Regions from separate parts of the Homo sapiens genome. Here all the other regions are linked to region 1. Evidence: chromatin loops called from intact Hi-C (ENCODE). Cell type or tissue: mammary epithelial cell. All regions are shown on one strand. Links, peaks and the distances in the headings refer to the core of each region. The heading gives the core; the rest is flanking DNA.

Evidence for each region. A loop is a pair of places that touch in the nucleus more often than their neighbours do. Peaks named below come from ENCODE experiments on the same cell type or tissue, not always from the same donor. Only the 100,000 strongest peaks of a DNase experiment are listed, where the experiment ranks them.
Region 2: it touches region 1 in a loop (19-fold over the local background); 70 of 110 quality-filtered maps call a loop at or near these places.
Region 3: a loop joins it to region 1, with 12 times the contacts of the local background. A loop is called at or near these places in 29 of 110 quality-filtered maps.
Region 4: it touches region 1 in a loop (7-fold over the local background); 19 of 110 quality-filtered maps call a loop at or near these places.
Region 5: it touches region 1 in a loop (4-fold over the local background); 6 of 110 quality-filtered maps call a loop at or near these places.

The regions. Positions count from the first base shown.
Region 1 is chr15:34,365,773-34,372,028 of GRCh38, forward strand. It overlaps LPCAT4 (lysophosphatidylcholine acyltransferase 4), which reads right to left and starts at 1,424. Exons shown (of 14, transcript NM_153613.3): 1 at 1,215-1,424. The coding sequence starts at 1,328. RefSeq lists silencers at 829-918, 999-1,048, 1,169-1,628, 1,759-1,808 and enhancers at 1,584-2,579, 2,179-2,468, 3,924-3,983. In mammary epithelial cell, for the core only: a CTCF peak has its summit at 1,940 (motif pointing left); DNase peaks (open chromatin) are centred at 669 and 1,739; H3K4me3 peaks cover 2,319 bases; H3K27ac peaks cover 1,973 bases.
Region 2 is chr15:34,238,134-34,244,389 of GRCh38, forward strand. SLC12A6 (solute carrier family 12 member 6) reads right to left here. Exons shown (of 26, transcript NM_001365088.1): 16 at 5,841-5,939; 17 at 3,969-4,088; 18 at 3,100-3,204; 19 at 2,528-2,696; 20 at 832-1,027; 21 at 99-268. It overlaps LOC124903461 (a long non-coding RNA gene), which reads left to right and starts at 4,993. Exons shown (of 2, transcript XR_007064576.1): 1 at 4,993-5,808. RefSeq lists an enhancer at 673-1,872. In mammary epithelial cell, for the core only: a CTCF peak has its summit at 3,426 (motif pointing right); DNase peaks (open chromatin) are centred at 1,448 and 3,428; H3K27ac peaks cover 3,996 bases.
Region 3 is chr15:34,059,000-34,065,255 of GRCh38, forward strand. It overlaps CHRM5 (cholinergic receptor muscarinic 5), which reads left to right. Exons shown (of 3, transcript NM_012125.4): 3 at 3,644-6,256. The coding sequence starts at 3,719. The coding sequence ends at 5,317. It also overlaps a transcript of AVEN not described here. Among named protein-coding and RNA genes, the nearest start is that of AVEN, 23 kb to the left of the region's middle. In mammary epithelial cell, for the core only: a CTCF peak has its summit at 3,110 (motif pointing right); no DNase peak of the experiment used is centred there.
Region 4 is chr15:34,584,345-34,590,600 of GRCh38, forward strand. No RefSeq gene overlaps it. Among named protein-coding and RNA genes, the nearest start is that of GOLGA8B, 3.8 kb to the left of the region's middle. RefSeq lists enhancers at 1-81, 28-97, 82-582, 3,984-4,278 and a silencer at 2,610-2,810. In mammary epithelial cell, for the core only: a CTCF peak has its summit at 3,834 (motif pointing left); DNase peaks (open chromatin) are centred at 3,867 and 4,157; H3K4me3 peaks cover 476 bases; H3K27ac peaks cover 427 bases.
Region 5 is chr15:34,434,557-34,440,812 of GRCh38, forward strand. It overlaps GOLGA8A (golgin A8 family member A), which reads right to left and starts at 3,252. Exons shown (of 25, transcript NM_181077.5): 1 at 2,842-3,252; 2 at 827-915. RefSeq lists silencers at 2,646-2,855, 3,098-3,167. In mammary epithelial cell, for the core only: a CTCF peak has its summit at 2,531; a DNase peak (open chromatin) is centred at 3,295; H3K4me3 peaks cover 1,691 bases.

The DNA.
Region 1 (6,256 bases), core at 1-5,000:
AGCATAGACCCAGGAGCAGACAGCCATCATCCCTTGCATGTGACAGGTGGTGTGGGAACAGGAGAGGGGACTGGGACCCAAGGTGGGATGAAGATACCAATGAGGGCAAGAGGATAAAAGATTAATGGCATCAAGGGCCTTATTTTCCTGTCTTTCAGTTGGTCCCTACCCCATTTATAAAACCGAAAGCCATAAAAAGCATCTAGCACTTAGAGGATTTAATAAGAATGCATGCGAAAGTGCAGGGCGCTGTGCTTGATGTACAGTAGGTTAGAGACAGGTCCTCCTCCCCCACATCTTATTCCATAAATAGCTCCTATGCCCAACAGAAACCAGGTGCACAGATCTTTCCACTTTGGGCCTAGGAGGCAGAGGGCTGTAAACAGCCAGAGGTCCAGTTTTCAGACCCGAGGTCATTTTCTGACACTGCTCAACAGCAATCTTAGAGTACCGGGGGATATGGGAGACAAGAGCTCGGCCCCACTCTGCAAGGGAGAGAGGCTGCCAGGAGCCAGGATGACTCCATAGGCTGCCTTGGGGAAGAAGCAGGTAAGCAAACCTAGCCCCTGGAGCCTGCCTCCGGGGAGGTGATGACAGCAGAAACCTTGGACACTCCCTCCCCACACCACCTCCCAGCTCCCCTAGGCTGGCGCGGCCCTCCACTTCCTGTAGCCAACCTCCCTCTCAGCCTCCCTGCCCCCACCGGGAGGTGCTGCAGTGCGGGGTGGAGGGGGGTTGGAGGGAGTGGGAAGAGGGAGTGTAGGAAGGGCACAGGGTCGCAGGCTCCCGGCCCAGAAACGTCTTCCCTCTAAGTCATGCCTCGGAGGAATACTCGGCACGCCCCCGCCCCCGCCCCCACCCCCGGCTTCCCGTAGACTCTAACTCCATCCTAGCCATCAGGCTCTGCAGAATGTAATCCGCATTCCCCAGCGTCCTTCATCTCTCCAACCCCAGGGTCCCCTGCAGCCCTCCATCCCCACCTACTCAGTTTTTCCACATCTTCGAGCTTGTCTATCGCCCAAGCCCGCAGCGTCCTCTCCAGGACTCCTTGCCCAACCGCGGCCGCCCCCACGTGCGCACCCCCGGACTCCCGCTCCGCAAGCCTCTCAGCCATCTCCTTCTCGTGGATCCCCAAGCCCACCTTTGCCAGGGCTCAAATGGCCCCATTTTCCTATCCTCACGGGTCCTTCCGACGCCCGCTCCCCACACATTACCTTAACCCTCTGGAGGCGAGAGAGATGTAACTCATGCACGAAGGGGTTGGGGGATGCTGGGGGTCCGGGGGTGGGATCTAGGGGGGCCCAGTCCCCCGGACTTCCCTGGCTCATGGCGGGAGAAGGTGGGAGGGAGGGCACCCCGGCCCTGGCCCCGGCCACCACTCTGCAGAGCAGCTGCTGCTGCAGCAGCGGCGGCGGCGGCGCTCTGGCCCGGGCCCCGCCCGGTGCAGGCGGCCGAGGGGCGGGGAGCAGGCGGCGCAGCCCAGCCCGCCCGCGTTGTCAGGGCGCCGGCCGAGGGGCGGGGCTTCCAGCGCCCTGGCGCCCCTGCTCCTCCGCGCCCGCCGCGGCGCCCGCAGCCGCTCGGGCCATTGTTCCGCGGCTGCCAGGGCTGGAGCGGGCTGCCCCTGGGCTTCTGCGCCTCCGTCGTTCCTCTCTGAAGACCTGGCCTCCGCCTCGGAGTGGGAGTGGGTCTGGGAGCTGAGCGCAGAGCTCAGAGCGCCCTCTGTCCCCGCCCGGGCGTCGAGGTCACCCAGCAAGCGCAGATCGGGGTGAGGCTCTTGGGTTGGTAGGCAGGGAGGGACAGGTGGGCCGGATGCAGAGGCCGGCAGCTCGCGGGTGAGGCGGCGCCCCGCTCTTCCTATGGGCTCCTTGGCCCGGTCCGCGCCTCCTCGCAGGCGGACCACCTTTCCTTCCCGGTCCGTGGGGCGCCATCGCGCGGGGACTTGAGGCACTTGCGTCCTCTGGCGGCTGCATGGCGCCCCGCAACTCTCCACCTCCGCGTCCTGCCTGTGCTAGGCAGGGCCGCCTTTACTGGTGTGAGGGTTGCTTGAACCCTTGAGGCGCCAGGAATCCCTAGTACACTGACGCATGTGCTTCCCATGAGCCCGACAAGGTCTGGCAGGGGAGAGGCAGTGGTTCCTGATCTCTGTCACTCTCTGGGTGAACGCAGAGGACACAGTAGTAATTCCCCTCACCCACAAGCTCCAAGCTACCCTAGAAAACAAATTGTTTAGCCTCAGGCCATCGTTTGAGATCAGGGACCAGGGAATTAAGTGGACTCTGAGATCCATTGCCATGACAAAAGGGGTAAGAGTCTCATTGCTTGAGGAAAGAATACGCCTTAAGTTCACTTTATGTCTTCTGCCCATTGCATGGCAGTTAGGGGAGCTGAAGGAAGAAAGTGAAAGAAAAAGAGACCTCTCATAACCAAGAGTGTTTGCCGCCACTGGCTTCTCCTTTAAACCAAACTCCAAATTAATCTGCTCCAGGAAATTTTCTGAGCCCAGGCTGAGAGGGTTGAAGGCTCATGCATCCTACTGAGACCAAGGAGCTGCACTGGGATGTTTTTGTATATAACACAGAGGTCCCAACACAAATACATCATTTCCACATTTTATTTTTGTATAGATAGGGTCTCGCTATATTGCCCAGGCTGGTCTCGAACTCCTAGCCTCAAGTGAGCCTCCCACCTCGGCCTTCCAAACTGTTGGGACTACAGGTAGTGAGCCGCCATGTACAACCCAAACCTTTTTTTTTTAAGCAGATGATTTCAGCTTTCTCACCAGAACCGAGAAAGTACAACTGCATGTATTAGTCTCCCTTGCCTTGCCTTTGGGGAGAAGTTTGTGTGTGTGTGTGTGTGTGTGTGTGTGTGTGTGTGTGTGTGTGTGTTTGTCTTTTGTTGTTGTTGTTTTGGGACGGAGTCGCGCTCTTGCTCTGTTGCCCAGGCTGGAGTGCAATGGCGTGATCTCAGCTCGCTGCAACCTCCGTCTCCCGGCTCCAAGCAATTCTCCTGCCTCAGCCTCCTGAGTAGCTAGGATTATAGGCGGGCACCACCACACCCGGCTAATTTTTGTATTTTTAGTAGAGACGGGGTTTCATCATATTGGTTAGGCTGGTCTCGAACTCCTCACCTCATGATCCACTCGCCTCAGCCTCCCAAAGTGCTGGGATTACAGGCGTGAGCCACCGCACCTGGCGGTTTTTTTTTTTTCTTTTTGAGATGGAGTTTCACTTTTGTTGCACAGGCTGGAGTGCAATGGCACAATCTCGGTTCACTGTATCCTCCGCCTCCCGGGTCAAGCGATTCTCCTGCCTCAGCCACCTGAGCAGCTGGGATTACAGGTGCCTGCCACCATGCCTGGCTAATTTTTTTTTTTTTTTTTTTTGTATTTTTAGTAGAGATGGGGTTTCACCATGTTGGCCAGGCTGGTTTCGAACTCATGACCTCAGGTGATCCACTTGCCTCTGCCAAAGTGCTGGGATTACAGGCGTGAGCCACCACGCCCAGCCTAGAAGGAGGTTTAAGGACTAAGATAATGTTCATAAGGTGGGAGACAGGGAAAGATGAGAGTGTAGGGAAGTTTAAATTTTTCCCTTGAATGTTTGATAATTTGAGTCTATAAAACAAACTGATTACATAGATTAAAGGGAAAAGAGGCCTACGCATTTTTTTTTTTTTTTTTTTTTTTGAGACGGAGTCTCGCTCTGTCGCTCAGGCTGGAGTGCAGTGGCACGATCTCAGCTCACTGCAACCTCCACTTCCCGGGTCACGCGATTCTCCTGCCTCAGCCTCCTGAGTAGCTGGGACTGCAGGTGCACGTCGCCATGCCTGGCTAATTTTTTTTTTTTTTTTTTGGTATTTCTAGTAGAGACAGAGTTTCGCCATGTTAGGCAGGCTGGTCTTGAACTCCTGACCTCAGGTGATCCGCCCGCCTCGGCCTCCCAAAGTGCTGGGATTACAGGTGTGAGCCACTGGGTCCGGTCTCCTACAAATTTTATTTGATGCACGCATGTGTGTGGGAGTCATACAAAATATAAAAACTCAAAGAAATGCCCAATGGTTGCTTTTATACCACCTTGAGGTTACAGAAAGAATGAGAGCTTGCATCTGGGCAAAACAGGTTATGGTGGCAAGACAGGTTATGGGAGGGGGAGAAGAAGAGGCCTGGCCAGCAAAGACGGTCTTGGTGAACAAATGAAATCTCACAGACAGTAGCCTTTAGAAGGAATAGGTGGTAAAGGTTTCTGTTAGACCTTTTAAGATGTCAGACTCTCAGTTAATCTTTCCTAAATCTGGACAAGGGAGAGCACCAGAGAAAGCCTTTCTGCATCGATGCAGATTCTCTGCAGATGCAGATCTCCCCCACAAAAGACAGCTTTGCAGGCTTTCTGAACAGTCATCTCAAAATACATCAAATTCAGAATGAAAATTTTTGGTGCTCTTCAAGAGCAATAAATACTATGAAAACCCAACTACAGGGGTAGAGTTTTGATAATCAAATATTTGCCGGTGTCAGTCATCCAGGATGAACTAAGAAGTTCATTTCTATGAATGAGTCATGAAAGCATCCACATTTCCCCTTTTTCTAGCCCCTCACCAAACTATTATGATGGCCTTTCTGCAGGCAGTCTGAGAAGGGGCAACCCAGTTGTAAAGAATAACGTTGAGAAATTGATCATCTCTGGTAGCATCTGTCACTCCCTTGAAAATATCCACCAGGCTAGACAGGTTTCTCCTCCACCTGACCCCTGTATCTGTATCAGTCACCATTACCTGGGAGTACTGGAGACAATGACATATCAATGGAATTCTGGATTATTGGATACCATTAATCTTCTGTTGGAAGGGGGAACCAGACAGAAGCCAGAAGTTACTTCTGTCTAGACTCCCTCCCAACCTCCCATGTTTTATAGCCTCAAAGAAGGCAGTCAGCATTCTCAGCATTCTTTTCTTCTTTTTCTTCTTCTCTTCCTCCTTCACCTCCTCCTCCCCTTCTTCCTCCTCCTTTCCCTTCTCCTCCTCCCCTTCCCCCTCCCTCTTCTTCCTTCTTCCTTCTTTCTTCTCCTCCTCCTCTTCATCCCCTCCCTCCTCCTTTCCCCCTCCTCCTTTTCCTCCTCTTCTCCTCATCCTCCCTCTCCTCCCCTCCTCTCCTTCCTCACTTCCCTTCTCCTCCTCCCCCTCCCCCTCCCTCCTCTTCTTCCTTCTTCCGTCTTTTCTTCTTCTCCTCCTCCTCCTCTCCGTCCCCTCTCTCCTTTCTCTCCTCCTCCTTTTCCTCCTCTTCTCCTCCTCATCCTCCCTCTCCTCCCCTCCTCCTCTTCCTCCTCCTCATCCTCCCTCTCCTCCCCTCCTCCCCTCCTCCTCTTCCTCTTCTCCCCTTCCCTTCCTCCTCCTTCTCTTCCCCCACTTCCTACCTCTCCTACTCCTCTTCCCCCATCTCCTCTTCCTTCTCCTTCTCCCCCTCTCCTCCCCCTCCCATCTCCTTCTCCTCCCCCCACCTCCTTCTCCTCCTCCTTCTTCTTTTAAATAGAGGCAGGGTCTTGCTTTGTTCGTCTTAAACTCCTGGGCTCAAGCAATCATTCTGCCTCAGCCTCCCAAAGTGCTGGGATTACAGGTGTGAGCCACTACTGGTGGCCCGTCCTTTTTAAATTTTTAATTTTATTAATCTTATTTTCATTTCTTTTTAATAGAGATAGGGTCTCACTATGTTGACCAGACTGGTCTGGAACTCCTGGTCTCAAGCAGTCCTTCTGCCTCAGCCTCCCAAAGTGCTAGGATTACAGGTGTGAGCCACCACACTAGGACAAGATTTATTTCTGTTATGAACTGAATGTTTGTGTCTCTCTTCCCCCAGTTCATATGTTGAAGCCCTAGACCCCAATGTGATGGCTATTTGAAGGTGGAGTCTTTGGGAGATAATTGGGTCTAGATTAGATCATGAGGGTAGGACCCTTATGATGGGATTAGTGCCCTTAAAAGAAGAGAGAGAGGGAGAGGGAGAGAGGGAGAGAGGGAGGGAGGGAGAGAGAGAGAGAGAGAGAGAAAGAAAGAAAGAAAGAGATCTTTCTTTCCATGAGTACATATGGAGGAAACGACATGTGAGCACACAGTGAGAAGACAGCTGTCTACATATCAGAAAGTTGGCTCTCACCAGACAACGAATCTGCAGGCATCTTGATCTTGGACTTCCCAGCCCCTAGAACTGTGATAAATAAATTTCTGTTGTTTAAGCCACCCAGTTGATGGCATCTTATTACAG
Region 2 (6,256 bases), core at 446-5,445, 130 kb before region 1:
ACCCCAACACTATTATAATCAGAGGAAGAATTTGTCTGTCCTGTGAACCAGGACAGAAGGGAGAAAGACTTTTGTAAAAAAAAAGTTGTATAAAATACCTTGTGCTGTTTCAGTAGGAATGGTAGTAGCATAAGCATCCCCCCATCATGCACAATCCACCACACATCAATGTTGCCCTCAGAAAATTGCTCCACATTGCTGGGAAAGAAGGAGATGTTTTTAGCCACCAGCAGTGCAAGATGGGCAGCAGTTGTCACTCGAACTGTGCCTAGGGAGAAAAAAGAATAAGCAGAGAAGAATCCTTAGGCTTGCCTTGCTTCCTAGCATGTCAGGAAAGCAAGGAAATGCTCTTTTCACACTTCTTTGAGCAAGGGGTCCTATTTACTTAGTAGGTTATTTCTCATTACGTATCAAAAACCATTGTGAAAAATCTGAATAGCTAACAGACTGAGAACCACAGTTTATGTTACTAGGTATATTCCCATTACTACATTTCTAAGGGGGGATATGTGAATTTGAGAGATTATGATGCTGAAGAACAATTCTTGCAATTCCTGTGAGAACATCAATATGGAAAATCACAAATGAAAACACGGCAATTTTGGAGATAATTCCTAGCACAAGACTTGACAGAAATAATTCATGAACATAATGTGAAGCTGAAGGGGGTAGGTAGAATCTGGGTATTACTACCAATAGTTTTTCAGGTTGCCTTATAAGACTATGCTTCAGCAATGGCATAGTCTCTACTTTAGGAGGCTGGGGGTGACAGAGATTTAACTATATACCCTCGACTTGGGCCTTTAGGTTTGTATGAGAAATGGTTAGTACCAATAAAAGTCTTCCAAGCGCGGGCATCTTCGCTTTGACGCCAGCCATTAGGCCAGCCCATCACCACCGTGTTGTGCTTCATGCCCCCAAGGCCACATGACTGGATGAGGTGGGAAATGCCCTCTCTCAGCTTGGCGGCCACCACCAGCTGGCAGAATCCTTTTACCTTCTCTGCCTCCATTAGGTGCTTTATGGTCTGAAAGAGACACAGGACCGCAACACTGAACTGGTTCACTCTGGACATTTTAACCCATTGTTCCTTCTCCATATTATATCCCCCACCTTTTTCCAAAGTCTTCATAATACTATATCATCTACAGAAAAGTCCAAAAAGTTAAAATTATCCCAAAGGAATTTCATGATCTTTTGTCTTTTTGCTTACTACGTATTTTTGCCTCTGTAGCTGGTTGTCTACATGTAGTTTCTCTGCTTTTTCCTCTGTTCTGCTTTTGTTCCTTTGCACCATACCAAAAAACTGGGAACAGGGATCTCTACAAAGTGAATATTCAACATTCTTTCTCAGTTGACCAGGGTGATTCACTATTGTGAACACGATCTCCTTCCTGCCTCAGCCCCAGTCATGCCCTGACTCATCTTACCAGAAACTCAGTATGATGATTCAGTTTCACTTTAGAATTTTCTCAGGTATGTTTTCTTTTTCGCCTCTCCCATTCCCATATGCTTTTTGACATTTTAATGGTGATTATTCATGACACTTGTATTTGCATTACTCTTCCTTTATTTAGTCAAACCAATTTGGAGATATCATCTCATTTACTCTTACTCCACCCTGGGAATAATGGTATGGAAAATGGAATGATTTTTGCAAAGGCACAGATTAAATCAGTGATGCGGCTAAGAACTAGGCTCTCCTGATTTTCAATCCTGTGTACCTTTTATTAATTTTTACCATCATTCTGGAGTAATGTTTCTTCAGCATTTCTAGTGTTTAGGATTTCAAAGGATTCCAAAATGAAATCCAGTAAAACTTTTTTTTTTAAATACTTTAAGTTTTAGGGTACATGTGCACAACGTGCAGGTTTGTTACATATGTATACATGTGCCATGTTGGTGTGCTGCACCCATTAACTCGTCATTTACATTAGGTATATCTCCTAATGCTATCCTTCCCCCCTCCCCCCACAGTAAAACTTTTGAAATGCCATTGAACACAATGGCATTTCAAAAACAATAGGATTAGTTCTATCATATATAATAAGTATTAGAGTGAAAACAACTTCCTTGTTAAAGTAGAACTTTAATGTTCAATACAGCTAACCAGAAGTGGCAAAGGAATCTTGCTCATGATACCACGTAGATTAGTAAAGAGGAAGAAAATTTGGTCATTACTCCTTGTTGTCACAAGATTGAGAGGAACCCTCTCCATAGTTCAAGGGATCAATTTATTTACATGACTTTTCTCAGTGCTTAGATTAATGTTTGGAGTATATTTGAACATAAGGTTTAGACTTAATAATCTTATAATTTAGTAATGCTTTAAACAGGAAGAAATAATAAATAACTATTTTTGGCTCATCTTATTATTTGGGAAAAAGTGTCCTTTCAAAGGTCAGCACTAAGTGAGAAACCTCCTAGATCACTCAGGAACAAGATTCAAGTAGAAGTTTGAGGTCTTACTACTTAACATCACAAAGCTGTAAACTGAGTTCCAATACCTCAAAAGCCTGACTCTTACCTGCTCAGCAGCTAAAGCTTCACCGTAGTTCTCTAGGAAGTTCCCCACGATGACAGAGCCCACAATAGTGAGACCTTTTCCTGCTTTGAGCTGTGAGGCAAAGGTGAGGAGGCGAGGATGCTTGACATGTAAGTCTTCATCTAGTTTCAGTAATACAAGCAACTGAGGCCTGTGAAGAGGTTGGTGGGGGTTGGAGGGGAGGAGAAAACATTTTGGGTTTGGGGAACAGAATGACAGACTCCACCCTTTAATTCAGGAGATCTGTATGAAACAGGTAATTTGACAGAAGGAAGAGATCACAGGAGATGACAGGATAAGGGCATTATTTTGAATGCTCCCAGTACTATCTCAAGTTGATCAGTCTTCAAGGAAGAATAATAAATTGTAGAAATCTTGATCATAAACGACATGAAGAAAAGGGAATAAAAAAATTAAGGATTTAGAATAGTTCAAAACAGGTCCATTATACCAATTCCTTGAGCCACATATGGTTTCCTTATCCTAAAATCAACAAAACACATATTTTTGTGTGTTAACCATGTGCCAAATACTGCTAGTGTTGATTTCTTTACCTCCAGTTTTTAGTGTGTGGAGGTCCTTCCTCCAATCGAAGCAAAGCAAACCGGGCTGCACTGAGGGACAGCCCACGGATACCATCACCCCATTCTTTCTCAGCTCTGTGAGAAAAAGAAAAGAGCAGAGACAAATTTAAACTATAGTAAGTATAATTTTAAAAAATAAAGTTTTTTTCTGAATCTAAAAATCACACATGTGCAAGGTAGAAGATTAAAGCTCAGATTAATGATTTACATAATGTTCTTTACTAACATAATGAACCTGATGTAGGTAGATCAACAGCACCAACAGACTGCACTGCACAAACAGTTCCCAATAAAGCCTGAAGGGGTCACTCATTCAGTCCTTCTATGTAATTGTTCAAAACAATAATGTAAAAGAGCAATTTAGATTAGAAAATTATAACAGACCTGGAGTTTAAGTTACTTTGAAAATAATGCAGAGAAAGTAAAGTTCAATGTGATCTTCTGAATAAGAATGTTATTTCGTCCTCATTTTTGAAAGCTGTAAGTCTTAGTAGTTACTAAGTTGTTCAGAACTAATTTCTTTTTCATTTCAGAGACAACCCCTTGACTGAAGAGATAAGCAAAAATATTTACATTTGTGTTGTACTTTGTTTAGTACTAATTATTATTATTTGGAAATGTCCTTTGTTATTTTCCATTGATCCATTCATACTTTCTCAATGGATCTCCCTTGTGATGAAAAGCTTGCATCATTAAGATGGTTAAAGAATTAGGGGTACAAAATATAGTTATGAAAATGAAGTTACCTGAGTCCTTAAGATATTTTCACTGAGCTGGCTCTAACCAAACTAGCTAGTCTTGCTACTTTTAGCAGTGATCAAGATTAAATCCACACTCACCCTTGGTATTCAATGTACTTGTAGATCATACCAGCTATTACCATGGCTACAATGGCATAATACCAGGAAGAAATGAACATCAGAGCCAGACAGATACTCATTCCCATGAAAGAAAGGGCCCTAGAAAATTAAAAACAAAAAAGTATCTTTTAAAGTAGCTGAAAAAGAAGCCTATGTTAAAGGTGCTTCTCAAACTATCTGTGGTGAGGTATTATTTTTTAAAAACTTTGAAACTATTATAAATAGAACTTTTGTAAAATGCAATAAAAATGAATTATTCGAAAAATTATCACATGCCTGGATGCTGTAGCAATGTCAAACTGCCACAAAAGTTTCTAAATGATTATTCTCAATTCTATAGTTGTCTTATCATGAAACAGTCGGTAGATGTGCACTAAACCCCAAACTGTCCTTTGCAACAGAAGATGTTTCCAACTGCTGGAAAACCATATAAATAACGGAACACTATCAGTCATCTGCAGTTATGAGGACAATTAATACTTACTTGGCAAAGCCAGGATGGGACACGCAGCCAGAAATGTTAATAACTCTAGGATCTTTTTAAAAAATTTCATATAAATATTTCTAAAAATTTTATAAATACTTATTAGCATAACTGCAGAACTCACTGAGAAAAATTATTTTTGGGCCGGATGCGGTGGCTCACAGCTGTAATCCCAGCACTTTGGGAGGCTGAGGCGGATGGATCACAAGGTCAGAAGACTGAGACCATCCTGGCTAACACGGTGAAACCCTGTCTTTACTAAAAATACAAAAAATTAGCCGGGTGTGGTGACGGGCGCCTGTAGTCCCAGCTACTCGGGAGGCTGAGGCAGGAGAATGGTGTGAACCTGGGATCTCAGCTCACTGCAACCTCCGACTCCCGGGTTCAAGCGATTCTCCTACCTCAGCCTCCTGAGTAGCTGGGATTACAGGCATGTGCCACCATGCCCGGCTACTTTTGTATTTTTAGTAGAGACGGGGTTTCCCCATGTTGGTCAGGCTGGTCTCAAACTCCTGACCTAGGTGATCCGCCTGCCTTGGCCTCCCAAAGTGCTGGGATTACAGGCATGAGCCACCACGCCCGGCCTCATAAAGAACTTCTAACTAACATTAAAGCTAGAAAGAGGATTTGAGGCATTAAAAATCAGTTGAAGATTTTAATTTTTGCCCAGTAAACGTTACATCACTGCCCACCATTGGTAAGTGAAGACAGAAAGGGAACAAGGAGAAAGTTAGCAAAGAAGAATGTAGCAACGGGTACATACAGGACATAATTAATGAGCTCTGAGCTATAAGAGGAAAGAGATGGGATGGTAGCCAAAAATCTTTCATGATGACCCCTTCAGGACTGGGGAGACTTAACTACAACAGCAGCAGCAGCAACAGTTCATTGAGAGCTGAGCTTTACTATGTATCAGGCACTACGATAAGCACTTTAGATTTATTAGTCCCATTTTACAAATGAATAAAATTAAATTTTACATGGTTATGTGCTTTGCTGAAGGTTACAAAGCTAGGAAATAGTAGAGCTGAGATTGGAATTTAGAACCTCTGACTCTGTAACCCTAAGAGACAAACAGGAAAATAAACATGCAAGAGAAGGTTGTTTTAACCTGAAAATTATAGAAGGCTGGATATCTCTATTTAGTGCTTTTGCTCTATTCGTATTGGGTGTTATAAGTTATTATAAAGTGATATAGGAAAATAGGATAGGAGGATGAGGATTCAGATAAGAATTGAAAGTTGAAACAGTATGAAATGGCTGACCAAGAAAAAAATTTTATCGAGAACCCAGACTCTCCTAGTTTTCTAGTTCAAAGATGGGTTCTCTCCAAACGTGAGTAAAAAGAATAAAAGAAGCAGACTTACCAATGGTAGTAGCGGAATCGGGGTCTCCAGTTGGGTGTTCGAAGTAATGTTTGCAAGGCACATGCCAAGTTTACAAAGAGGTAACACATGAGAAAAAACCTGAAGAATAAAGAGTAAGAGGAATGATTATTACTGGAAGATGATTCTTTGAAGGTTAAGTAACTGAATACCTTTGCTGTATTGAAGCCTGTTTCTAGACAACTAACCCTTGATTAAGTAGGAAGTAGGGAAACTTAAACCTCTCCCCACAAAACTGTTCATCCTTCTCTGTTCTCTCAGTCAATGACACAACCACTCTTTACCCAGTTGTTCTTAGGATAATCCAGGTTTCCTCTTCCTTACCCTTGTTCCAAATTCACTTACCAAGTCCTATGGATTCTATTTAAAAATCTCTTAAGCTGCTTCTCTTCCTTTTC
Region 3 (6,256 bases), core at 414-5,413, 310 kb before region 1:
AATTCTCCTGCCTCAACCTCCCAAGTAGCTAAGATTACAGGCACACACCACCATGCCCAGCTAACTTTTGCATTTTTAGTAGAGACAGGGTTTCATCATGTTGGCCAGGCTGGTCTCGAATTCCTGACCTCAGGCTATCCACCCGCCTCGGCCTCCCAAAGTGCTGGGATTACAGGCGTGAGCCACCACACCTGGCCTCCTTATTTTTTCTAATGAGGAAACAGATGAAAAAGAAGTACCCAGGCTATACATGTGTCCAAAGGAGTATGTGCACATCCAAATTCCCAGAAACTTCCATAAATTGCTTATGACCTGATAATAAAATTAAGTGGAAAAATTAAATCCTTCCAAAACACCATGTATTCCTATTTTGAAGAATTGATTAGAAAAAATTCAGCAAGCGGTCAGATCATTTTACTACTTCTCTCCGGACTAATGCTCCCCAACACCTGGATGTTGGGACTACCTTCAGAGTAGATGGGGAGTCTGGAAATAGCTGACACAGCTCTCCCATAAAGCTGACTTTTCTCTTAGGTCCTCTCCTGTCCCTCCTTCTCCTGCCAGCCTCTCCAGTTTCACCTTTCACTTCTCAGCTTTCTTTGGCTCCAGCTACCTTGTTTCTTTCCATTCCTCCTCTTTTGCCTCTGGGCTTACAAACAAGCTCTTCCCTTCCCTGTCTGAAACATTCTGGCACTAGCATCCCCAGCCTCCACCCACCTTTTGCCTAGCTATTGGTGACTTCATTCTTCAAGTCTCGACTCTTAGGTCTCTTCCTCAGGAAGTGCTTCCCATGTCCACTCAACGAGGCTGGAGGTCCTTCACAGGTGCCCCTATGGCATGTTGCACCCCTGCTATTTCTATCTGCTAATTTATTTACATTCCCAACTAGTGTCTAAAGAGCAGAGACATTAGCCTATTCCATGGTATCGCCAGCATTAGAGTCTGTTCCATAATAAACATTCAAATATTTAAGAGGGGCAGGAGAGGAAGGAAGAAAAGAAAGAATAAAGGAGAAAGCGATTTCCACAGGCCCTTTTTTGCACTGTGTGGCTTAGATCTGACCATTGGAAGATAATCTGTGATGGCATTTGCCTAGAGATTTGTAGAGTGTAGAGTAACTGGTCTTTTCAGATGCTGGGGAATCTCTACCTAATGACCTGGCAACCTTAGAATTTGCTTCAACAACTTGAAGAATGTTGATAACACCGAGGTATTATAGGTATAAGCTGACAGTTGGTAGCAGCAGGAATGGAGAGGGACCAAAAAGAGGAGTCTTCGTGGGTCAGTTAGACTGCATGTGTTTGGGAGGTGAAGAAGCATGCAAGATTGGGAAGATGGGAGAATCTGGTTTCCGGTGCAAGACAATATCATCAACTCGATTCCATATTGAATTTGAGGTGTTATGAAAACACCCAAAATTACAGCTGAAAATATAAAGCAAAGCCAAGAAAACTGTAGCCCTTTGCAAATTTGTCACCTTTCTGTCAGTTACTGTTATCAAAAAAGTGTCAAGACTGGCCATAGGCAGAGCAGAAATACCCCATTAAATAAAATTGCCCACATGGGGTATTTTAAGGGTCATCAAAAAGATTTTCACCGGGCACGGTGGCTTTCGCCTGTAATCCCAGAACTTTGGGAAGCTGAGGTGGGTGGATCGCCTGGGGTCAGGAGTTCGAGACCAGTCTGGCCAACATGGCGAAACCTCATCTCTACTAAAAAGTACAAAAATTAGCCAGGCTTGGTGGCTGTAATCCCAGCTACTCAGGAGGCTGAGGCAGGAGAATTGCTTGAACCCAAGGGGCAGAGGTTGCAGTGAGCCGAGATGGTGCCACTACACTTCAGCCTGGGTGACAAGGGCAAGACTCTGTTAGCCGGGCGTGGTGGCAGGCGCCTGTAGTCCCAGCTACTGGGGAGGCTGAGGCAGGAGAATGGCGTGAACCCAGGAGGCGGAGCTTGCAGTGAGCCGAGATAGCGCCACTGTACTCCAGCTTGGGCAACAGAGCGAGACTCCGTCTCAAAAAAAAAAAAAAAGATTTTTTTTTTCCCTTTACCGCCCATTATCATGTCAAGGTGGTGTTTGTTATATATCATCAAATTTATGTTGTATGCATATATATCTCTAGAAGGAAAAATAAATGGTAGCAGTGGTTACCTCTGAAAATGGGGAGCTTGCAAGCTTGGAGGTCAGAGGTGGGAGGGAGACCTAATTTCTACAATTTACCCTTTAGTACACACTGAAATCTTTATCATGTACATAGATTTTTTAATCTACAAAGGGAAAATTTCATTTTAGTTTTGAAAGTTAAAATTTGTCAACAGAGGGTTAATTAAATATAGTACATCCATTAAGTGGAATAATGTACAGTCATTACAATGAAAGTGGTAGCTCTAGATGTACTGATAAAAAGCTGTCTGTGATAATTCATTTGTTAAGTAAAAAACAAAATTCAAATTGTAAATGGTAAAAGGCACCCATTTAAAATAATTATTAGTATATGCATAGGGGAAATTGTATTTAAATATTTATTTATTAGTATATGCATATGGGAAAATGCCAAAATATACACTAAACTGTTAGCATTGATTACCTCTGCAAGGTGGAATTAGAGGAGACTTTTGCTTTCTAAGATTTACATTTTGACATTGTTTGAGCTTTTATAAGGAATGTATTACTCTATAACCAGAAAAAAGATAACCTAAAACAATTCTATGATATTGCAAATAGTTCAGGAACAGAGAGAAGGTCCTTATCTTCAGCAGCTGGGGCAAATGTAAAACCCCCTAGATGAAAACCAGATATGCACTTGGAGTTTGTGCATTAGGGCAAGGAGAGGTGGTATAATATGGTCTTGGCTCACAACGGCACCTCAGTAATGTTTAATAATCAAGACTGGGACTATAGAATAGATACCACTTTTTCCCCAGTGCATGACGATTTAGGTATTTATCACCAGGATCTTAAAAATATAGGGTTTCAGCCCTTATGATCATTGCAATCTAAAGTGATTTAACATCCCTGCTTTCCTCTCTTTACTGCTTCTCAACAATCCATTTTTTTTCCTTTCCCTTCACCCTCCTCGTCTTCCCAGCCCTTTTTAAAATTGCCACAAGAGGGCAGCAGCCTCATGCATAAGAAGGGCACTCAGCCATAGGTAACAACAAAAAGCAAAAGGATGCCATTAAAAATAGGTGATCAAACTTTAGAGATTTCAGCATCTTGCTCTGAATATGTGTGCAGCCACGTTTAATATTCCATTAGAAACTATAAACAATGGGCCGGGCGCGGTGGCTCACGCCTGTAATCCCAGCACTTTGGGAGGCCGAGGCGGGTGGATCACGAAGTCAGGAGATCGAGACCATCCCGCCTAACACAGTGAAACCCCGTCTCTACTAAAAATACAAAAAAATAGCTGGGCGTGGTGGTGGGAGCCTGTGATCCCAGCTACTCGGGAGGCTGAGGCAGGAGAATGGCCTGAACCCGGGAGGCGGAGCTTGTAGAGAGCTGAGATCGCACCACTGCACTCCAGCCTGGGTGACAAAGCGAGATTCTGTCTCAAAAAAAAAAAAAAAAAAAACTATAAACAATGGATGGACAAGAAAATCATGCTGGTGTGCGAAGCTAATGTGTTTCCCTCTCTTCCAGATGCTGGCCAAGAAGAGCTGAAATAGAAAACAGCCTAGAACCTAACACTATTTACTGTAAAATTTTTGCACCAGGATGGAAGGGGATTCTTACCACAATGCAACCACCGTCAATGGCACCCCAGTAAATCACCAGCCTTTGGAACGCCACAGGTTGTGGGAAGTCATCACCATTGCAGCTGTGACTGCTGTGGTAAGCCTGATCACCATTGTGGGCAATGTCTTGGTCATGATCTCCTTCAAAGTCAACAGCCAGCTCAAGACAGTTAACAACTATTACCTGCTCAGCTTAGCCTGTGCAGATCTCATCATTGGAATCTTCTCCATGAACCTCTACACCACCTACATCCTCATGGGACGCTGGGCTCTCGGGAGTCTGGCTTGTGACCTTTGGCTTGCACTGGACTACGTGGCCAGCAACGCTTCTGTCATGAACCTTCTGGTGATCAGTTTTGACCGTTACTTTTCCATCACAAGACCCTTGACATATCGGGCCAAGCGTACTCCGAAAAGGGCTGGCATCATGATTGGCTTGGCCTGGCTGATCTCCTTCATCCTCTGGGCCCCAGCAATCCTCTGCTGGCAGTACTTGGTTGGGAAGCGGACAGTTCCACTGGATGAGTGCCAGATCCAGTTTCTCTCTGAGCCCACCATCACTTTTGGCACTGCCATTGCTGCCTTCTACATCCCTGTTTCTGTCATGACCATCCTCTACTGTCGAATCTACCGGGAAACAGAGAAGCGAACCAAGGACCTGGCTGACCTCCAGGGTTCTGACTCTGTGACCAAAGCTGAGAAGAGAAAGCCAGCTCATAGGGCTCTGTTCAGATCCTGCTTGCGCTGTCCTCGACCCACCCTGGCCCAGCGGGAAAGGAACCAGGCCTCCTGGTCATCCTCCCGCAGGAGCACCTCCACCACTGGGAAGCCATCCCAAGCCACTGGCCCAAGCGCCAATTGGGCCAAAGCTGAGCAGCTCACCACCTGTAGCAGCTACCCTTCCTCAGAGGATGAGGACAAGCCCGCCACTGACCCTGTCCTCCAAGTGGTCTACAAGAGTCAGGGTAAGGAAAGCCCAGGGGAAGAATTCAGTGCTGAAGAGACTGAGGAAACTTTTGTGAAAGCTGAAACTGAAAAAAGTGACTATGACACCCCAAACTACCTTCTGTCTCCAGCAGCTGCTCATAGACCCAAGAGTCAGAAATGTGTGGCCTATAAGTTCCGATTGGTGGTAAAAGCTGACGGGAACCAGGAGACCAACAATGGCTGTCACAAGGTGAAAATCATGCCCTGCCCCTTCCCAGTGGCCAAGGAACCTTCAACGAAAGGCCTCAATCCCAACCCCAGCCATCAAATGACCAAACGAAAGAGAGTGGTCCTAGTCAAAGAGAGGAAAGCAGCCCAGACACTGAGTGCCATTCTCCTGGCCTTCATCATCACATGGACCCCGTATAACATCATGGTCCTGGTTTCTACCTTCTGTGACAAGTGTGTCCCAGTCACCCTGTGGCACTTGGGCTATTGGTTGTGCTATGTCAATAGCACTGTCAACCCCATCTGCTATGCCCTCTGCAACAGAACCTTCAGGAAGACCTTTAAGATGCTGCTTCTCTGCCGATGGAAAAAGAAAAAAGTGGAAGAGAAGTTGTACTGGCAGGGGAACAGCAAGCTACCCTGAAAAGTCAACAACTCCTCTCGAAAGAACAATGACCACAGTCAACATCCTCTGAGGATGAGCAAGCTGATTCTGGTTTGTATATTTTCAAAAAGAAGACATCTCATTTTGAGTCCTTGAAGATTTTTGTAAAGGCTCAAGTTTGGTTGCCAAATGGAAGGGGCCATAGCTGCAGCAATTGCTGACATATTAAATGACTCTTGCCTATGACCAAGGCCATTTGATGCCAGGGGAGTTTGCCAATGAAGTAAAGGGATAGGCTCATGGCCCTTCACAAGAGGAAGCACACTGGGTAACAATGAACAGTGACTCAGGGAACTTATGCCCCTTCTGTAGGAAACAGCAGAGACCAGGTGGAAACCTTTTCCTGTGGAAACCTGTCATAGAATTTTGTGCAATATGTATGTGTCTATGAAGCTGTCTTGTGCCAGTGAGAACCAGCAGGAGAATGTACAACAGTGTCACTTGTTAACGAGACTGATATTCAACAGGCTTCTAAGAATATGTATCTTCATAAACTGATCACTATCTATTATGCAGCTATTATGTGGTCTATACTATACTGTGGTTTGTTTTCCTGTCCCCACATCTGAGTGAAGGTCTTGCTCTTCCCTTTCATATCCAATGTCAATTCCTTGTACTCACTGAACCCATGCTGATCTCCAGGGAACCATCCTTCCTCTCAGAATCCAGAGTCTGGAAGGACTGAAACCTGGTCATACCCAGTCCTTTCAAGGGGCCTCTTTTCTACTAATAAAGATGGATCAAGTCTCCACAGTCAGTTATTTTAGTTTTTGCCAGTGGAAATTTTTTCTTTTATCTAAACAGATATTGTGCATTCTATTTTGTGCCCATTTGAACCCATTTATTTATGCTCTGTTCTTAGGAAGACTAATTGTGTAAGAGCCCTTCACTGGCTGAAGATTTTCTCCAGGCTGTTGA
Region 4 (6,256 bases), core at 740-5,739, 220 kb after region 1:
TTTAGCCCCCAGCCCCAGGGCCTCACTCCAGGCCTTTCTCTCCTTGCTGTCCTGAATGGAGAGGACCCTGACCTCCGCGGGGCCCTGGGGAGCACACACTCCCAGACACTCACACACATCCCCAGGAGAGCCGGTCTTCCGCCCCCACAGCGCGAGAAATCGAAATCCCCTGGAGGCCCTGGGCGAAGGTCGTGCTGGAGACTCCGGTGTCACCTTCGGCCCTCTGGCCCTTTCATTGAGTCCCAGGCAGATGTGGTAAGCCGTGGGAGAGGCACAAGGTGCCTAGTCTGTGCAGAGTGGGACCTCAGCTGCCTCGCTCCCCCAAATCCTGGTGATTTGCCCTCGTTTTCTTTTCTCCTTGTGGCTGGACTAGGCGAAGCTGTGGCATGGGAAGTTCTGAAGACGGGGGGGGGGGCGGGGGGGAGGGGGAGCACAGAAGGACAGGGGGCCTGGGGGTTGAGGAGAGCCCATCTTCCTGCTGCCCTGAGGGCCTGACCTGAGACCCTGAGGAGAACGGGCTGGGGAAAACCAAATCCTGAGCTGCACTAGGGTTAGATACAGTGTGGACTTGGCCTCTGCACACCCTGAGCCTGAGTTAGGACAGCAGCTGTGAAATGAATGGGATTCAAGATGGGGTCTGATAAATCACATTTATATCCTCTTCTTCCATTCAACTAATGGATCAGTGTTTTTAAAAGTCTAAGCCACATAACAAAGAGGGCAGAAGGAAGTCGTTAGCAGATGAATGATTTCATCTGGAAGATGAAGAGGATTTAGAGATCTATGGGATAGATTCGAGGGCACAAGGCCAGAACATACGAAGAGGGTCTGGAGCCCGGGGGCGGGGGTGGCTGACCCGTCCGTCTGTGAGAACCTCAGGGAGCCTCCAGGCTCCAGTGCAGTGCAGGTATCACAGAGGGCAGAGTGGAAATGGGACTGGAACAGGTAGAATAAATGAAGATCCAGCATGGACAATTAATGCCCCTCCCCCCAAATCATGGATGCAGCCAGTCACTTACCCCAAAGAAAAAAATCAGAGATTCTCTCCAAAGAGAGTTGTGTACACTGCCTGGTGAGAGTGGGTGCTGCTAGTGTAGTTGTCGGTCCTCTGGAGGAAGCCTCCCTACCGTGGCATTTAAAGGTCCACCAGTGTAATGACTAGCTCCCACTCTAAGCTCTCCCCACATGCACATAACCACCATCAGCCTGTCCATAAAACTCCTTTAGATACGAAAGGAGAGAACGCCTATTTAATAAACGGTTCTGGGAAAACTGGCTAGCCATATGTACAAAGCTGAAACTGGATCCCTTCCTTATACCTTGTACAAAAATTAATTCAAGATGGATTAAAGACTTAAATGTTAGACCTAAAACCATAAAAAGCCTAGAAGAAAACCTAGGCAATACCATTCAGGACATAGGCATGGGCAAGGACTTCATGACTAAAACACCAAAAGCAATGGCAACAAAAGCCAAAATAGGCAAATGGGATCTAATTAAACTAAAGAGCTTCTGCACAGCAAAAGAAACTACCGTCAGAGTGAACAGGTAACCTACAGAATGGGAGAAAATTTTTGCAATCTACCCATCTGACAAAGGGCTAATATTCCAGAATCTACAAATAAATAAATTTACAAGAAAAAAAATCAAACAACCCCATCAAAAAGCGGGCGAAGGATATGAACAGACACTTCTCAAAAGAAGACATTTATGCAGCCAACAGACACATGAAAAAATGCTCATCATCACTGGCCATCAGAGAAATGCAAATCAAAACCACAATGACACACCATCTCACACCAGTTAGAATGGCCATCATTAAAAAGTCAGGAAACAACAGGTGCTGGAGAGGATGTGGAGAAATAGGAACGCTTGTACACTGTTGGTGGGACTGTAAACTAGTTCAACCATTGTGGAAGACAGTGTGGTGATTCCTCAAGGATCTAGAACTAGAAATACCATTTGACCCAGCGATCTCATTACTGAGTATATACCCAAAGCATTATAAATCATGCTGCTATAAAGACACATGCACACATATGTTTATTGCGACACTATTCACAATAGCAAAGACTTGGAACCAACCCAAATGTCCAACAATGATAGACTGGATTAAGAAAATGTGGCACATATATACCATGGAATACTATAAAAAAGGCAGCAATAAAAAAGGATAAGTTCATGTCCTTTGTAGGGACATGGATGAAGCTGGAAACCATCATTCTGAGCAAACTATCTCAAGGACAGAAAACCAAACACCACATGTTCTCACTCATAGATGGGAATTGAACAATGAGAACACTTGGACACAGGGTGGGGAACATCACACACCGGGGCCTGTCATGGGGTGGGGGGAGGGGGAGGGATAACATTAGGAGATATACCTAATGTAAATGACGAGTTAATAGGTGCAGCACACCAACGTGGCACATGTATACATATGTAACAACCCTGCAAGGTAATGGGTACAGCATACCAACATGGCACATGTGTACATATGTAACAAACCTGCATGTTGTGCACATGTACCCTAGAACTTAAAGCATAAAAAAAAAAATGTATCCTTATCCTGTTGCCATTTTGAAGCTGCATTTGCTTGTCCAACACTGGCTTTCAGTTTAAAAGAAGTGTACCTAAAAAGTTAACAAAACAAATGCTATACTTATGACAGTGCCTATGCTGTACTGAGAATGGTTAGGTGCTGTCGCATTTTACAGAAAAGATGTACTGATTTAGTTCAATACTGACTAACAAATCTAACCTTTTATTTATAAGATATTCTTCAGGACAGCATCAACACATGTAATAAGTAAAAGATCATATATGGATCATTTCACTTTTGATCCAGTCAAATATAAACAAAACTTAACCATTTTTATCACAGAATCAGTAATAGCTACCATTTGCTTTGTGTCTTCTATATGCCAAGCCTAACAATGGGCACCTTTGCCTAAATTAGTTTATTTTCTCCCTTTTACCAACCGCGTGAAATAGACATATCTTCATCATTTTACGTATGAGAAAACTGCAGCACTGACAAGTAGAAGAATCTACCTGAGTGCATTCTTTTTTTTTTTAATTTTAATTTTTTTTTTTGAGATGGAGTCTCGCTCTGTCACCCAGGCTGGAGTGCAGTGGTGTGATCTCGGCTCACTGCAAGCTCCGCCTCCTGGGTTCACGCCATTCTCCTGCCTCTTGAGTAGCTGGGACTACAGGCGTCCGCCACCACGCCTGGCTAATTTTTTGTATTTTTAATAGAGACAGGGTTTCACTGTGTTAGCCAGGATGGTCTCCATCTCCTGACCGCGTGATCCACCTGCCTCGGCCTCCCAAAGTGCTGGGATTACAGGCATGAGCCACCGCATCCGGCGTGAGTGCATTCTTAAGTTTAAAATCTGTAGGTTAAAATTAATTCTACCTATTTCCAAAACTTGTGACTTTTAATCTCGGCAACCTCACCTCAATAATCTACTATAAAGAATAAGCTTCCACTGTTCTTCACCTCTTCTTTAAGTGAAGGTTCCATCAAAGAAATACCTTGGAAGCTGAACATTTAAAACTTTATTATACTCTGAGCTAGTCCTGATGAAAAAGAACGAGACCATCACTACTTTAGATATTTTTTCTCAAAACATATTAAAATATGACTTGTTGAAGGATAATATATTTTAGTTAAACAATTGCCACTTAATTCACAGACTACATATTTTTTTTACCTACTGAATGCATTTTGTTTTTCGTCTGATGTGTTAGAATTTCTTTTGAAATGCTGAAGCTCTGTAGGCTGTTGCTCAGGCATTCCTGGTCTTTCTGTGTCTTTGGTTGCCATCCAGTGGCAGCAGCCATATACTGCAGTTGAGTAACAGAAAAGAGAAACCCTCTACTTTCCAAGATGACTGTGTTTTTTCATTCAAAAGTGAACAATACGTGTATTAGTCCATTTTCACACTGCTATAAAGAAATACCCGAGACTGGGCCATTTATAAAGGAAAGAGGTTTAATTGACTCACAGTTCTGCATGTCTGGGGAGGCTTTAAGAAACTTACAATCATGGCAGAAGGCAAAAGGGAAGCAAGGACCTTCTTCGCATGGCGTCAGGAATGAGAGGGAAGAGCGGGGGAGACCGCTACTTATAAAACCATCAGATCCCATGAGAACTCACCCACTATCGCGAGAACAGCCTGAGGGAACACTATCAGGAGAACCCCCATGATCCAATCACCTCCCATCAGGTCCCTCCTCTGACACGTGGGGATTACAATTGGAGATGAGATTTGGACAGGGACACAGAGCCAAACCAAATCAGTAGGTATTAATTTTGTGTACCTAATTTATGAAACTTTTAGCCCAAAATTAGTTCAGTATTTTCCCTTTTGCCAACCCTATGAAGTAAGTGTGTTTTCCTCATTTTATGTGAGAAAACTGCAGCACAGATAAGTAAAAGAATCTACTCTAGTTTCTATAATTATTAAGTTTCAGGGTTATGGGTTAAAATTAATTCTGTTTATTTCCAAAACAGATGCCTTTCTTAAGGAAAGCATCACACAGATAAAATAAATAAAAGGTAATATGTCTTATGTTTCTTTCAAGAAAAATGAAAGTTTTTTTCTAACATTTATTGTTTGTGACATTGATTTTGAAAAAAAAACTTGAATTATAAACATAATACAATTTGAAGACAAAATTTAAAGATAATATGAAATTATATGCACTTGAAGTAAAACTTTTGTCCCCACTGAGTCCAATGAAGATACACACGTATCTATATACTGACAAAAGACAGTTCTGCCTACATTTAAAAAAACAGTTTTTATTTTTATTTTATTTCTTTATTTATTCATTTTGAGATGGAGTCTCACTCTGTGGCTCAGGCCGAAGTGCAGTGGTGCGATCTTGGCTCACTGCACCTTCCTTCTCCTGGGTTCAAGTGATTCTCATGCCTCAGCCTCCTGAGTCATAGGCACATGCCACCACACCCGGCTAATTTTTGTATTTTTTTTCCTTTAGTAGAGATGGGGTTTCACCATATTGGTGAGATTGGTCTCGAACTCCTGACCTCAAGTGATCCACCTGCCACGGCCTCACAAAGTGCTGGGATTATAGGTGTGAGCTACCGTGCTTGACTATTTTTTGTCAGAAAGTATATAACCAACATTTTCCCCTTCAAAAACTCATTAAAGTAGTTGTGTTAAAAGTTCTGCTGAAGTCAATAATTAGCACATCTGTATATCAGTGATTAATGCCATCAAATCAAATGCTAGCTTTCCCACATTTTTCTCAAATATGATTTCTTACCAATGGCGGGGTGTGGGGTTAATATAAAGGTCCTAAAAGAGAATTTACAATCATAAATGTATTTAGATAATGTCTTCCCAGATGGACAAGTTGTAGTCTGTAGTGTGGATAAAATTTTTAGGAAGTACTTTAAAGCAGAGGCATATTAGAAACTATGAGACATATTAAATCAGAGACAGATTAGAAACTCTGTGAACAGAGGTGAGAAACATGTACTGCCATAAAAGAAAATGAGGTTTATTTAAGCCACTAAAAGTAAGGATATAAAATGGACAATCCTGATAGTTAAAAAGTTTAGTGTTCATCCACCGGGGCCTGTCGTGGGGTGAGGGGATGGGGGAGGGATAGCATTAGGAGAAATACCTAATGTAAATGACGAGTTAATAGGTGCAGCTAACCAACATGGCACATGTATACATATGTAACAAATCTGCACGTTGTGCACATGTACCCTAGAACTTAAAGTATATATAAAAAATAGTTTAGTGTTCATCTATTCAAAATATAGTATAATTTTATTTGAGATTGTCTTTTTTAAGTTTGAAGATTAAAAAAATTGGTATCAAAAGAATTATTTGAAAAATATTCTTCATCTGAGTAAAAAGTCCTGTGTCTCTGGGTAGATATTAATTTTATTCCAGTCGATTTAACAAGTTGTAAACTGGGGAGTGGGAGGAATAAAGCAGGAAAAAGTCATCCCACTTAAAATTACCTATTTGATTAGGATGTCAGAGAGTAGCTGATTCACTATGCTATGGTTATAGCCATATATGATTTTTAGTTTAATTTTTGAATTCAAAGGTTGGCAATAACCAGATCAGAAAATGTATCGTATGTTGCCGAACATTCGGAAGTTGCTTTCACCTCACACTGCTCTACCGAAACTTCTTTGTTTAATGTCACCAGTGACCTCTGCATTGCTAAGCCCAGTGGTGGTTACTTGAGTATCTTTTTATTTGGC
Region 5 (6,256 bases), core at 384-5,383, 69 kb after region 1:
CTCTGAGACATGAGCTGGACCCAACCCAGGCGGTGGGCAGCAGGGGGGTGGGGAGGAACTCTGGGAAAGGAAGGAGCCAGAGAAGTCTCCCTGTGGGCGCTCGGGCCAACCACCACCCAAGGGAACAATGAGCACCCCCAGCCCCCGATGGGCACACAGGCTGCCTCCTGGTGAGCAAGCGTCTCAAACCTGACCTACATCTGGGAGGCCTGCCTGGTCACCAGGGACTACCTTACACCCTACCTGTGCCTCCACGTCCCCAGTGCTCACGGCCACCTGGCAAGGGTGAGGAACTGAGACTGCGTTGAGGACACACAGCCTGTGAGTGGTACAGCCAGGGCCGCTGCCCAGGCCCAGAGCTCTCTCCGTTTCTCTAAGGACCAGGCTGCAAGGCAGGGCATGTGATCTCTGCCGAAGACATTCAAGCCACCCAGTGATGTGTGCTGGGCCTCGATCCCCACCGACCGCCAGTCCTCTCCTCCCCTGGACAGTAAAGGTTTCTCCAAGACTTCAGACGACGGTGTCACCTGAGGCCCTCACCTATTAAGTCACCGGGGCAGGTATGCATGGCAGAGGACACGGAGGAGTGCCGGAGAGGAGCTGAGGCCTGGAGGGGGCCTCTGCAGCCAGGCTCAACCCCCACTCTCCCCACTCCAACAGCCCTCACTGCAGCCACCGCGGCCCAATCCAAACAAAGCCCAGCCTGATGCCAATCTCACCATCAACTGTTTTTCCTCTGACTTCCTCAGTTTTGTCTAGGAAAAATCAAAGTGTCTTATCCCATCTCTAAGCTTCCAGGGGTGTGATCAGTGTCTTTTACAATTACCTTTTACTTTTATCCAGCATTTCTTAGCTCGGTTGGCAAACTGGATATTTATGCACCTCCATTTCACAATCCATCTCCACCGATTATTCCTGTAAAACATTTTTTTTTTTAAAGTTTAGAGTTACTTAAGAAGGTTATGTAAACAAGTTAACCAGCAAGCCACAACTTGGGTCTGCGGTGTCAGAGAAAACATGCAAGGTGCAAGAGAATGAGGAGCTGATGGTCACCAGCTTTACCTCCTTCCAGCACCCACTCCTGCTCACACACACTCACACCCCGTGGGACTCAGCCTGCAGCTTCTCCCAGCCCAAGAGCCAGACAGTGGGGAGGAGCACAGACCACACTTCCTAACAAATGAGAGGGAAGACTTCGTGCCCCATTGCTACTGCCATCACCCAGTCCCAGCCCAGAGAGGGAGCCCACTCCAAGGGCCCCCCTGCCAGTACTGCTAGAGCCCACCGAGGGCTGCCAGCACACAGCTACGAGCTCCAGCTTTATCTACTCACGCCCTGGACACTGCCCGGAGCCCCAGCAGGTTCCACGTGTCCTTGTCACCCCAGCCCTCCTGCCCCGCGGATCCTAAGCTCAGGAGACCCTCTCCAGCCCAGGCTGTGGGGGAAGGCAGCCCCCACGGTCACCCAGGAATCAGCGCAGAGTGCAGGGCATCCTGGACTCCCCGGACTGGGAAACCCAGTTCCTGTCCCCCTGCGTAGTGGCCACACCTCTGGGAGGGGAGAAACCCCTGCCTCACCTCACTGGAGGGACCCTGACCCAGAGGCCTGAGAAAAAGCCACCGGCAGGCTCCTGGCACCTGCCAACCTGCACCTTAGGAAAACTTGTCCCACTTCAACCTGCAAAGCTCTCAGGTCATTACTTCTAAAACCACTGTCCTTTCTGAAACAGGAAGGAAAATAGAAAAACAAACAAAAACAAAGAGGCACAGAAGGCTGAAGACGCCAGAGGCAGTTTAGCCCAAAAACAAAGTGCCAGACACAAGATGCCAAGTTTGGGGCGCTTCCTCCACCGCATGCCTGTTTAGGAGCTGACTGCACTCAACCACAGATTTACGTCTGGTGCCTGCCAGGTCGTTATCTGAAGAGATCTGAAAAAGTAAGCCTTTCTTCTGCCAGTAAATACTAAGTTAAGACTAGCAGGCCCCTCTAAGGCTCTGCTCTCCACTGGGGTGCTGCAGGACAGGCCCCTCCGCGGGCGTTCCCCGCACCCTCCCTCCGCGTCGGCCCGGAGAAAAGGAAGTTCGCCCCTAGCCTGGGCTTACCAAGGCCCGCCGCCCGACCCATGGAGCCCTGCTTGGGGACCGGGGGCCTCGATGTTCTCCTTCACCATCTGCGGCCAGATCTCCCTCCAGCAGCCTTGCCAGGCAGTGCCTGGCGTGGAGAAGGGGCCCTGCAGAGGCGCAGGTCCGCACCGTGCCCCCAACCCGGCGCCTGCAGCCCAGGGGCAACAAGGTGTGGGGTTTTTGAGTTTTTCCCTCTGGGCCTTATTATACAGGGAAAGGGAAGGGGCGAAGATCCGGGCTCGAGTTCTCCCAGGGAAGTGAACCCAGAGGCGATCCCAAACTCAGTAGTTGCCGCCCGGCACGGGGACTTGATGCCGGCGCCAAGCCGGGCAGCGGAACGCACCAGCGGCCCGACCAGCCCGGCGAGACGCGAGCGGGCGGCCCCGCCAGACAGCGCCACTTGCCGGCGCCGAGAGTGGCCCCTCGCCGCGGTGAGCCCCTCCCGGGATGCGAAAGCCATCGCCTAGTCCCCGCCGCACCCGCCCGCCCATCGTGGGAGGAGGATGGGCCGGTCCGAGAGGCGTAAGGCCGCCGGGCTGCACCCCTAGATCCCAGCGGCGGCCTCCCCGCAGCCCCGCCGAGTCCGGGGGGCAGCGCTCGGGAGCTCTTGGCCCGCAGCTTACGCGCCGCCCCCCACGCGTCCGGGTCCCCGCGGCGCCGCGGGCGGCCCAAGGCTGCCGCCGCCAGCGAGTCAGGCAGCCGAGGTTCCCCAGCTTACCTGGCCAGGGCGCGGGGCTGCCCCGGTCCGCCGCCGTCCTCGCCGCGCCGCCGTCCTCGCCGCGCCGCCGTCCTCGCCGCGCCGCCGTCCTCGCCGCGCCGCCGTCCTCGCCGCGCCGCCGTCCTCGCCGCGCCGCCGTCCTCGCCGCGCCGCCGTCCTCGCCGCGCCGCCGTCCTCGCCGCGCCGCCGTCCTCGCCGCGCCGCCGTCCTCGCCGCGCCGCCGTCCTCGCCGCGCCGCCGTCCTCGCCGCGCCGCCGTCCTCGCCGCGCCGCCGTCCTCGCCGCGCCGCCGTCCTCGCCGCGCCGCCGTCCTCGCCGCGCCGCTGCCGGGTCTCTCCCGGGGGCTGAGCTCCCGCAGAGCTCGCGCCTAGCCGCACACCTCGACTGCTGATTAGCCCGACAGCTGAATAGCGGCGGGAGCCTACCGCGAGCGGAGTACGGAAAGCCCGCAGGGCCGCGCCACATGGCGCACGCGCACTGAGCTGCATACCTAGGTGACAAACGTGCACGTTTTGCACGTGTATCCCAGAACTTAAAGCATGACAAAATTTTTTTTTAAAAAACCCTGATGCCATTATTAGGAACAATTTGAATAGATCAGTCACAACCTATATGCTGGCTTCTGGTGTCTCAATTTGTCCTGGGAAAACTGTTGTAAAGCAATAGTATGTCAGTCCTTATATACTTATCCATCTCCAATCTGGAAAGACAAGGCTTATATGTTTCCTTTTTAGTCCCCTAATTTCTCTTTATGACACAAATCCAGTTGGCAGTATTAAAGATGGGGCTGATTCTCCTTTACTTATCTGGAATATGCTACCATTCCAGATAAGTAATAGTAAAATGGCCATTTCCTCTTGCTAATCAAATGTCGTTTTTGAACACAAAAGCCACTGGGTTTGGAGTATGAAACATAAACATAAAACATATCATACACTATCTGTGACGTTTTCATAAACTCACATGATCCTTTTATATTTTTCTCTTATATAAAACGAAATACTTTCCATTAAAAATTGAGATATTTAAATGAGAAAATGCTTGCCAATGTTATTAAAATATAAAATTTTATTATTTATTCAAAGAAAATGGTCACTTTTGGTTTGTGCTAAAAAATAACAGTAACAGTAGAAGCCTGCTTTAAAATATTTTAAGTGTGCGATATCATATTACTTCTCATTTACTCTTTGCGTTTCTAGAGAGCCAAGTTTATTTTTTTCTCAATTCAGTTTAAAATCAGAGGGAACAAAATTTGAAACGTGACATAATATCAAGGTTAACATGCTAGCTATGTAATAACTGTAAAATTTGGCCACAAATGCATTTGCTTTGAGAAAAATGATCATGTGAAATTCCTAAATATTTGGGCCATATGGAAGATGATATCAGAAGAATAATATATTCTCTGTATGTCAAAGGAGGAGGATAATAAAAACCGTAGTTATTAGGTTAGTACAAAAACAATTACAGTATTCGCCATTGCCAAAAATTGCAATTGCTTTTGCACCAAGGTAGTAATAAAAGTATGGTTGAGTTTCTGTAGAATTCCGGCAAAGGATGAGCATCCTTAATCTGAAATCCAAAACTCTCCCAAATTCGAAATTTTTTGGGTGCCCATATGATGCCTCAAGTACAAAATTCTACACCTGACCTCATGCAATGTATCATAGCCAAAGCACAGGTACACAACACATAGTTTATTCAGTGCTTTCAAGAGAAAATTAAAATTAACATGAGGCTACATGTAAATAAATTTTGTGTTTAGACTTGGGTCCCATCCCAAGATCTCTCATTATGTATATGCAAATACTCCAAAATTCAAAAAAATTCACAATTTTGGATTTTTCAGGTCCCAAGCATTTTGATTAAGAGATACTCAACCTGTCCCTGTTTGGAAGCAGTTCCCTCTAGATAGATTAAACTGGCCTAACAAAAGGTAGTATCTGTTGCTGGAGTTGAGAAAGAATAAATATTTACATACAAAAGTGAGGGCAAAAGAAGACTACAAAAACATTCTTATTGAAATTAAATAAAATTATGCCCTTTTCTCTGTGTAGCTCTTTGGCCAGTTTGAACAATGAATACCAAGAGCCAATGACTGAATTCTAATTATATATTTGGTGATTATGCTCAGACAGACTTGAAGAGAGAAATTTCATAAGCATCATTTTGGCATTTGATTTTCTAATAACAGAGCATCTCAAAATATTTTTATTCTTCATAATTCCCAGAATTTTTTTTTTTTGGTAAATCTTGCATATGACTCCAACGTGCAAGTTATTTGTAACACTACCAATAACTTTTCTATTCTTTTGGAGGAGAAAATATTCCATATATATATATGTATATATGTACACACACACTACATATATAGTTTATATATTCCGATTCTGCCCTATTAATCTATAAATGTATGCACGAAGAAAATATGTAATTACTGGGACTGTAAACTATATTTATATCAGATAAAATAGATAAATAATTCTATTAGTTTTATTTTTCAAATATATCTGTGTATTAGGCCGTTTCCTTACAGCTGATAAAGACATACCTGAGACTGGACAATTTACAAAAGAAAGAGGTTTAGTTGGACTCACAGTTCCACGTGGCTGGGAAGGCCTCACAATCATGGCGAAAGGCAAGGAGGAGCAAGTCACATTTTACGTGGATGGCAGCAGACAAAGAGCTTATGCAGAGAAACCTCCAGTTGTAAAAACCATCAGATCTCGTTGATGAGATGAGAGCATGTGGGAATGTGGGAGTTACAATTCAAGGTGAGATTTGGGTGGAGACACAGCTAAATCATATCAATCCATTTCCTGAAATTTGCTCTGTGATAAAAAGTTAAGAGTCAGATTATCTGAGTCAAAAAAAGATATAAACTGGCATTTTAGCTTAACTAGTTATAAAAGTATAGGTTAATTTAAGAAAAGCTGAGGGTTTTAAAAGAATATTTAGTTTTATGCATAGAAAAAAGGTATAAAAGTAAAAACCTGCTGCTCATTTGGGTATTAAAGGTATAAGTGTTAAGTATAAATGTTATATTTTCTAATTGGCTAGTAATTTATGTACTTTTATTTACATCTTTTTGTGTATTAATTTTTCCCAAAACATACTGAAAGTTTTTGTTTTAATACTTTTCTATTGATCTTCACAATTTTCAACTTCTTCAATCCAAATTTATCGATTAGTAATGATGTTGCTTTTTTCTTTTTAAAGTTTTTACCTATTATGTTTTCTGCCATATTAATCAGTATTTTAAAAAATTACTAATGGCTGTAATAGGAGACACACACAATTTGTTAATGAGAATGCATCAAGTTTCTCACCATTAAGCATAATGTTTATCTGTCTTCATACAGCCATATATGTTTTATATATGTGTGCACGTGTTCCCTTGTGTACGTGGGTTGCAT